2 separate regions of the Homo sapiens genome follow, and region 2 is linked to region 1. The links are chromatin contacts, found by Hi-C or POLR2A ChIA-PET in ENCODE. All regions are on one chromosome and are shown on one strand. The core of a region is the stretch at or near the end of the contact, and the rest is flanking DNA. Distances in the headings are between cores, read along the strand shown.

The links. A loop is a pair of places that touch in the nucleus more often than their neighbours do. ChIA-PET counts read pairs that join two places held with the same protein, here RNA polymerase II (POLR2A). Pooled maps may share reads with other maps.
Region 2: a map of endothelial cell of umbilical vein shows a loop between it and region 1 (3-fold over the local background). The contact joins two enhancer-like sites. A Hi-C loop is called at or near these places in 3 of 168 maps with a recorded cell type or tissue (Caco-2, PC-9 and endothelial cell of umbilical vein) and 2 of 50 pooled maps. POLR2A ChIA-PET finds 5 or more read pairs at or near these places in 1 of 52 experiments (WTC11).

What each region holds. Positions count from the first base shown.
Region 1 is chr12:65,693,815-65,697,713 of GRCh38, forward strand. No RefSeq gene overlaps it. Among named protein-coding and RNA genes, the nearest start is that of MSRB3-AS1, 53 kb to the left of the region's middle. Within about 2 kb of position 1,882, at least 5 of the 41 ENCODE cell types and tissues checked have a DNase peak (open chromatin) inside an H3K27ac peak, as active enhancers do; they include endothelial cell of umbilical vein, where a contact is called at or near this core.
Region 2 is chr12:65,875,609-65,879,507 of GRCh38, forward strand. All of the region lies in intron 3 of HMGA2 (high mobility group AT-hook 2), which reads left to right. All of the region lies in intron 1 of HMGA2-AS1 (HMGA2 antisense RNA 1), which reads right to left. Among named protein-coding and RNA genes, the nearest start is that of HMGA2-AS1, 4.8 kb to the right of the region's middle. Within about 2 kb of position 1,648, at least 5 of the 41 ENCODE cell types and tissues checked have a DNase peak (open chromatin) inside an H3K27ac peak, as active enhancers do; they include endothelial cell of umbilical vein, where a contact is called at or near this core.

The DNA of each region.
Region 1 (3,899 bases), core at 632-3,131:
CTTTTAAAAGAATATTTGTGATTTCATTTAGGGCCCATCAGGATAATCCAGGATAACCTCCCCATCTCAAGAAACTAAACTTAATCCCATCTGCAAAGTTCTTTTTATCATACAAGGTAACTTTCACAGGTTCCAGGGATCAAGACCCAGGTCACTTGTTGGGGGTTATTATTCAACCTACCACAGTGATAAACACATGACTTAAATAGCAGGCTGGTGGCTTGAAGTTCTAGTTTTAAACTGGGAATAAGATAGAGGTAATTACACTAATAATTGCCAACTTTCTAAAATCTGAATGCCTGAGAAATACAGATAAGTAAAGCAAAAAGCAGTTATGACTACCTTTTTGATAACCTTAAGTCATCACATATCCACTTCCTTATCTTGAAAATAGAAAAACAGACACCAGGTATCTCTTCTATTATTCCTAATGTCAAAATAGAAATATTTGCAACAGGCTTGCCGTCGCCAGTTGTAATCACTAATATAATTGAGGATGCAACCATTTCTTCCTCTTTTTTGTTCTCCAAGATCAGAAATCTCTATAAGATTACTATTTGGGCTTTCACAATCCACTATTTATATCGTTCTCAGTAGTAGATGGGGAGGATGAAAGGACAGGCAGGTCCAATTTCCCTTCCTCTTTAACTTGAATATATGATAGTTTTACTTATTTGTCACTCACTCCCATTTTAAAACATTTTTATTAAATGTGGGTGATAGACTGTACTTAAAACTTTGCTTTTCATTTCAGCCTCTGCTATGTAAATCAAATTAATGATGGACCCAGTTAGCTGAATAGTTAGAAGAAAACAGATTTTGTGGAACATTCAAAAATTTCTTGCTTTTTGCAAACAGTGCAGAAGAATGATTAACAATAAACACTGTTGCATACTCCATAAACTCAGTATGTACTTGATTTGGTAAGTTGGCCCTACCAACTATTCTTGATTCATGCTCATGAATGCTGAGAGATTTAACTTTCCTCAGTCTGGTTTATAACTCCTCAGGGAAAAAACTTAGACAGTTATTGCTATATGTTGAAAACTACAATTGGAGCCTTCATTATCTGCCGCCCACCCCCAACCACAACTTAATAATATGTAAAAGAGATGGATCTTTGAGCAAAAGATTTCTAAGAACTTTCTAAACTGTAAGTTTTATGATTATCTGTTTTCATGTTTGTTGACAAAAACAAAACAAAACAAGAGAAGAGAAACAATGATGAACACACATTTCTTCTTTGTGTGTGAACCACTTGCCTTTGTTTTGGCTTGGAATGGTCACTCTTGATGACAGATCCAGCCTCATATGTCACATTCTTGCCACTGTCTCTACACTTTCCATTGAGATTGTCATTGACAGAGTGACATACCTGGGAACCGCACCAGTTCCCAGAACCATAATTCTAAATTCTGCCAGACCATCCTGCAGTCTCTAAATTCCAATGGACGTTTTGTAAGGTGAGAAACCCTCTCTCCTTGAGATTTGTTTACTTTGCAGTTAGTGATGGTAAGGGAGTCCTTTGCAAACCATTTGCTTGGAATTTAAATGTATAGTATTGCTGACAGAGTGCTGAAAATTCATCACATGGTGTACTTAGCATTTTCTTTCTCTAAGGGTATGGAATGGGGGTGTCCCTTCCCTGCTGTCCCTCCCAGTTATTCTGGCTATGAGCAGAGTATCCCTATGATGACTCAGCCCAAGCCCTGCCATCCTCTGCTGCCATCCAGAAACTGGCTCACAAGGGCTCCCTCACCACGGGTTTGTTTGGAGGGCTCACTTCCAAAACAAAGATTAAAATGCCTTTTCTCTTTAATAGTCTCACTGAACACTATTGCTTGTTAATGTTCAGACACTAATAGCACTGGAAAGAGTCGTTCCTTGTGTCAACTCATCAAGTAGTCTAAACAAGCCTGTTGGAGGCTGGCCAGTTCTGGCCAGTCATTGACCACAGACATGATCTAGAAGGCTATTACAACTTGTGGAAGTGAGAGGTAGCTCTGCTTCCTGTCTAGCCCACTTCCCAGGGATTCTCCCCAGAACCACTGGACTTTGAGGCCAGTGGGGGTTGATACTCAGCTATAGACTTCAGATATACCTTATTTTTTAGCACGAAAATTGAGATGTGTGTAAAAGCTTCAGAAAGGCCAGAAAGAAGAGGATTATCTGAAGTGATGCTTGGCAGCTGGAAGTTTATAATTTAGTTCTGTGGTTAGAGAGTACTGATAGTTTTTGTCTTACTTGTGTTTTTGATGAATGGGTGGATTTGTGAGAGTTCTCTTTTTTGGATGATTGTGGTGCTTGTTCAGGGATATATCTCTGGTCTTCTTTGGATTTGCCATGTTTATCCCAGCCATATACTTCCTCTACAAAAAGAGCTTTATGATTATTTCACATCAATAAGATGTGTGAAGATAGGTGAAGAAAAATCTTCAAATATGCCCTTCTTGCAGTAGCAAAGAACAAATGAAAAGAAAGTAAAAGATTATATTGGGAAATGTTTGCCATGTTGTGTTTGCTTTCTAACCCTGGAGTATTCCTCAGGGCAGGGGAAAATGTGGTTATACATGTTACATTGCATCTGAGATCTAATTCTTGCCTCATTATTTATTTATAAACCTTTTATTAATCATTGACTCTGTGCCAGGAACCATGCTAGATGCCAGAGATTCAAAGATGAAACAACCTGGTCCTTCCCTCTCTGGAGTACACACACTTGAAATGAAACAATTGCTGTCTATGATGGAGGGATGTAGACAGTATGAAACAGAACACCTAGGAGAGCCTGGGATGACTTGATTAAGAAGTTTCTATTTGAACTGAAACTTGAAGGACTATGGGGATTTGTTGGACAAAAAAAATCAAGAGAATGGAAAAAGGGTGAGTGAGGCCGCAGCCAGAGCTACAGAGGCACTAGAGCAGGGGTGGGCATGGAGACCAAGGGAAATCCAGGTCCTCTCCTCTCCTGGGCAGAGGCTTGGAGGGAGACAAGACTAGATAGACAAGCAGGATCCAAGTCATTCAGTGCTTTGTAAATCACATTTAGATTTTACTCTTCATCTAATGGTAGATGACTGAAAAGTTCCAAACAGCAGTGACATGATCAGATTTGCAGGTGAATAAAAAATCACAATGAATGTATATACAATGGGATCCACTTGTCATCTGGCATCTGGTCATTATAGCTGATCAGGACATAGAGAAAAAACTATCTTTCTCTCCATCTGTCTTTCTTTCTCTATCGTGATCCATAATGGATTTAAGAAGGTTTTCAAATCTTACTTCCAGGTTTATGCAAGCCATGGAGAAGTTTATTGAGGCTTCCCAACATTTTATCTTTGTGTTGGTGTCACTAATTCTTTTTTCTCTTGATGCTTTCTCCCCAGAATCCTATGATGCCTTGCTATTTTTGAGCACTCAGTGATTTAAGGTTTTTTTTTTTTTTTTTGAGACAGAGTCTCACTCTGACGCCCAGGCTGGAGTGCAGTGGCACGATCTCGGCTCACTGCAAGCTCCACCTCCCGGGTTCACGCCATCCTCCTGCCTCAGCCTCCTGAGTAGCTGGGACTACAGGCGCCCGCAACCACACCCGGCTAATTTTTTTGTATTTTTAGTAGAGACAGGGTTTCACCATGTTAGCCAGGATGGTCTAGATCTCCTGACCTTGTGATCCGCCCGCCTCGGCCTCCCAACGTGCTGGGATTACAGGCGTGATCCACTGCGCCCGGCTGACTTAAGGCTTTTAAAACTGTACTCAAACATAAAGCTGTGATAATTAAAATAATATGACATTAATACAAGATTAGAAAGAGATCAATGGAAGATGTAGTTGATTCATAATCAGTGTAAAAACTTAATAAGTTTTACACTTAATATGTGTAAAAACATAATAAGAA
Region 2 (3,899 bases), core at 398-2,897, 180 kb after region 1:
TTTTTTTTTTTTTTTTTTTTTTAGTAAAGACAAGGTTTCACCAAGTTGGCCAGGCTGGCCTTGAACTCCTTACTTCAGGTGATCCGCCTGACTCGGCCTTCCAAGGGGCTGGGATTATAGGCGTAAGCCACTGTGCCCGGCCTTGTCTGGTTTTTTAATAGTAGGCCTACGTATGCCATTAGTCAACTTTCTGTGAGTTTGAACTACCAACTTGGTGGATGTTTTTCTTTTTTTATTTGCTTTTTTTCTTTGAATTATTTTTACTATCATTAGAGAATGTGCAAGGTTACTTAGTAGAGAATGAGCTCATCTCTGCTTCTTCAGCTATTTTTAGAATCTGATTTTTTTTAAAAGTGGTTGGAGGAAAGAAATGAAACTGCATTCAACTAGACTGAACTTGGTCACCATTATCATGGGGATTGGTGAGGTTTTCTCTTTGTTGATGTCTTCAGTTTTCAACAAAATTGCTTCTTTGGAAGTTTTTGCTTTTTCTCCTAAACTGGTTATATAGGAATGTAGTAGGTACAGGTCATTCCATTATATAAATCTGTGTTTATAAATGATTTACTTAGCTGTTCCAGCCTGTTAGTTAAATATGTATTTAAGGCCTGTTTTTTCAAAAAAAAAATGTATATATAGAAAAAAAAATAGAAGCTCACAGAATGGATACTGAGTTGCTGAAAATTAGTCATTTGAATTTAAATCTTTTCAGGAGTTTTTGCATTAGGAATTTACACCATATACTCACTCTGAAACCATGGCATAAAAAGTATAATTAGTCACATCTATTAAAACAGTGAAAGAAAATATTTGGTAATTTTCTATTAGCCAATAAGTTACTTTGCATAAGGCAATTGTGAATACTCTTTCTCTTCCTAATCTTAATATGTACACAACTATACATTCAATATTTCTTTCAAGAAAACCAAATCCTACAACCCCAGAAAGAGATTCTAATTTGGTTGTTCTCCATTTCTCTTTATATCATTTATAAAGCACGCAAAACAATTTCTGGCCTCTGATTTTTGAAAACCATAAAATCATTTCACCACTTAAGCCCAAACTTTCTAAATCAAATTTTTACTCTAAGAACAAATACTTTCACCATTTATAAACCTTTCAAATTAAGGTTTTGAGTAGAGCTTTCCAGACAGCCTCCGGAAACCATACCCCATAGCAACACATGTCCCTAAAGCACATTATATTATGTGGTGCTCTACCATAGATGCCCAGTATTTGCCACAGAAGGAACAGAACTTGTCTTACCCCATGAGTAGGCCAATTGGTCAGTGGAGGAGTGACAGGTGAGCAGTCAGTGAGGTGCTGGAGGAGGGTGGATGTGGGGGGTGTGAAGGTTTAGGAGTAGAAAAAACTCACACTCGGGGCTCTGGGTTGCTGGGTGCTTTCTTTGCAGCCCTGGTTTGTGAAGTGATTTATGGGCCATACATCACCTTCCTGGTTGGCTTTGTTGACACCTTGTCACATTCTTGCTTGGGCTTGAGGAATTCATTGTTCTTGTTTGAACTGATAAGAACAAAAACAAAAATGAAGAAAGAAAAAAGAAAGGTTTTCTCACTGAGACCTTGGGAAAAGCTAAGGGGGTGGAATGTTGACGTGGAGCGGCAGGCTGCACTTTCCCAAGCAATGCAGCCCTGCGTCTGCTGGCTGCTGCAGCAGCAGGGAAGCTTTGCCTTTAGGAGTTCTGGCAGAAGCTTTATTTGCCCTGTGGAAGTAGTTTCCTGGCTTGGAGCTGTTCCTTTTTGCTAGAATGGTACTGTGCAGAGAGGCCTTAGGAGGGGTCAAGGAGAGAGGTTTTCCTTTGAGAACTGGGAGACATAATGGCTGAGAGGAGATTCCAATGGGAGGTAAAATGACCCCGGTCACTGGGAGAATGTAAAACACACGGTGACTTGATGTGAGCTGGTCTCTCCAAAGTTCATCCCGCTGTACAGCATGCATTTTGGGCATGGTGCCATGCTGACCTTTCCCCTTTAATGTGTAGTGCCCCATGCTTCACTTAGTATTTTGGCAGCCTGCACACAGAGGCTAGCATTTGAGCCCAGTGCTTTGAAGAGAGCAAAAAAGTTTCAGAATGAGAACTCTTCAAGTCACTGGTTATACATAGGGTATTATCTCCCACGTCAATGGAGCAATGGATGACCTGCCTGGTTTTTTTTTTAGGCCTCTTCCCTTTTGTCTTTGCTTCAAAAAAAAAATTAATAGATTAAATTATTTGTCATCCAAGAGAAGTAAACAGGTCAGATCCTATGTTCCATATCATGGGATTGTAAACGCTCATATTTCCTTTTGTGAAAATTTTTTCTTTAAGAGCAGCCAAGCATGAACATACTGCATTCACTAATATTCTCTGTCATCATGCTACTGTTGATTGAAAGGAGAAGAACCTACTTGCACCCCAGCCAAGGGTGAGGTGTCCTGGGGAGTGTTCACACTTTTGTGTTATACTGTTAACAAGTTCATGTGTAATGTAATAATAAATCATTTTACCTGGAAGCGCCATTCACACATCCCCACTATGAACCCCATTTTGAACTGGAGCCATAGAAAACTGTTTTTAAGCTTCTTAAAATGGTTCTCTGCAACAACGTTTCTTGTAGAATGAGGATGCATAAACTTGTTATAACATACTTGACTTTCCAAGTGGTCCCTGTAAACAAGGGATGCTTGAAGAACTGCCAAGCTAGGTAGCCAGAGATTGGGATTGAAGAGCTGACATTGTTCTAACACTGAATGCAAATGGAAATGACCTAATACATGTGTAATAGTAAAGCTAATAAACGTGTAACTGTATAGCAATTGCAGGATTAAAATAAGAAGCAAATTTTGGAAAGCGCACACTTTTTCTTTTGGGTCATCTACCTTGCTATGAAGTGATATTTTGAATAACATTTAAATATCTAAATATGTGTATTGCCATTAATATTGACATCAAAGTTTCAACACATATCTGTTTTAAAAAATCTACAAGCCCAGTTTCCCCAGTTTCTTTATAACTCTGATGAGCCTGCTAGTTCTGCCTTTGCTTTTTTCCCAACTTGGAATCTACTCTGGTTTCCAGAATTAGGTTTATTGACAGTGTTTCACTGCTCTCTGCTGGAGAAGCCCAAAGCCAAGCCAGGCATCTAAGGCTCTAATGACTTGCAAGGAATGCAGGTGAGATGGCTCAGCTGATAAACTCCCGGCCTCTGAAATTAAACTCAACACAAGACTTATTCATACTAGTCGAAGATCACAGTTTACAAGCTATGCTGTACAGGCTAGAAATGGGTTTCTCAGAGAGTAGTATAGGTAAGATAGAAAGTGTAATACTGCCTAAGCTCCAATTTCTTGCTTCGAATGTTGTCCTTTGTAAAGATATCCTATATAATGTTGCACAGAAACTGTGCAGTTTCTCAAGTCAATTTTCATCCTTCCATTTTTGACACATAGGTATAAACTTAATTCTGGTATGTACATCTGAGACAGTAATCAACCATTCCCCTGAAAGAAAAAAAATAAAGACTTTTTTTTATTTTTGAGACAGTGTCTAGCTCTGTCGCCCAGGCGGGAGTGCAGTGGCATGATCACGGCTCACTGCTGCCTTGATTTCCCAGGCTCTGGTGGTCCTCCCTTCTCAGCCTCCCAAGTAGCTGGGACTACAGGCATGTGCCACCATACCAGCTATTTTTTTTTTTTTTTTGGTAGTGATGGGGCTTCGCCATGTTGCCCAGGCTGGTCTCGAATTCCTGGGCTCAAGCAATCCACCCACCTTGGCCCCCGCAAAGTGCTGGGATTACAGGTGTGAGCCACCATGCCTGGCAATAAAGCACTTTTAACTAAAATATATCAAATTTGAAACAAACTATATATAAAGTTTTTTTCTTCTAAACTTCATATTT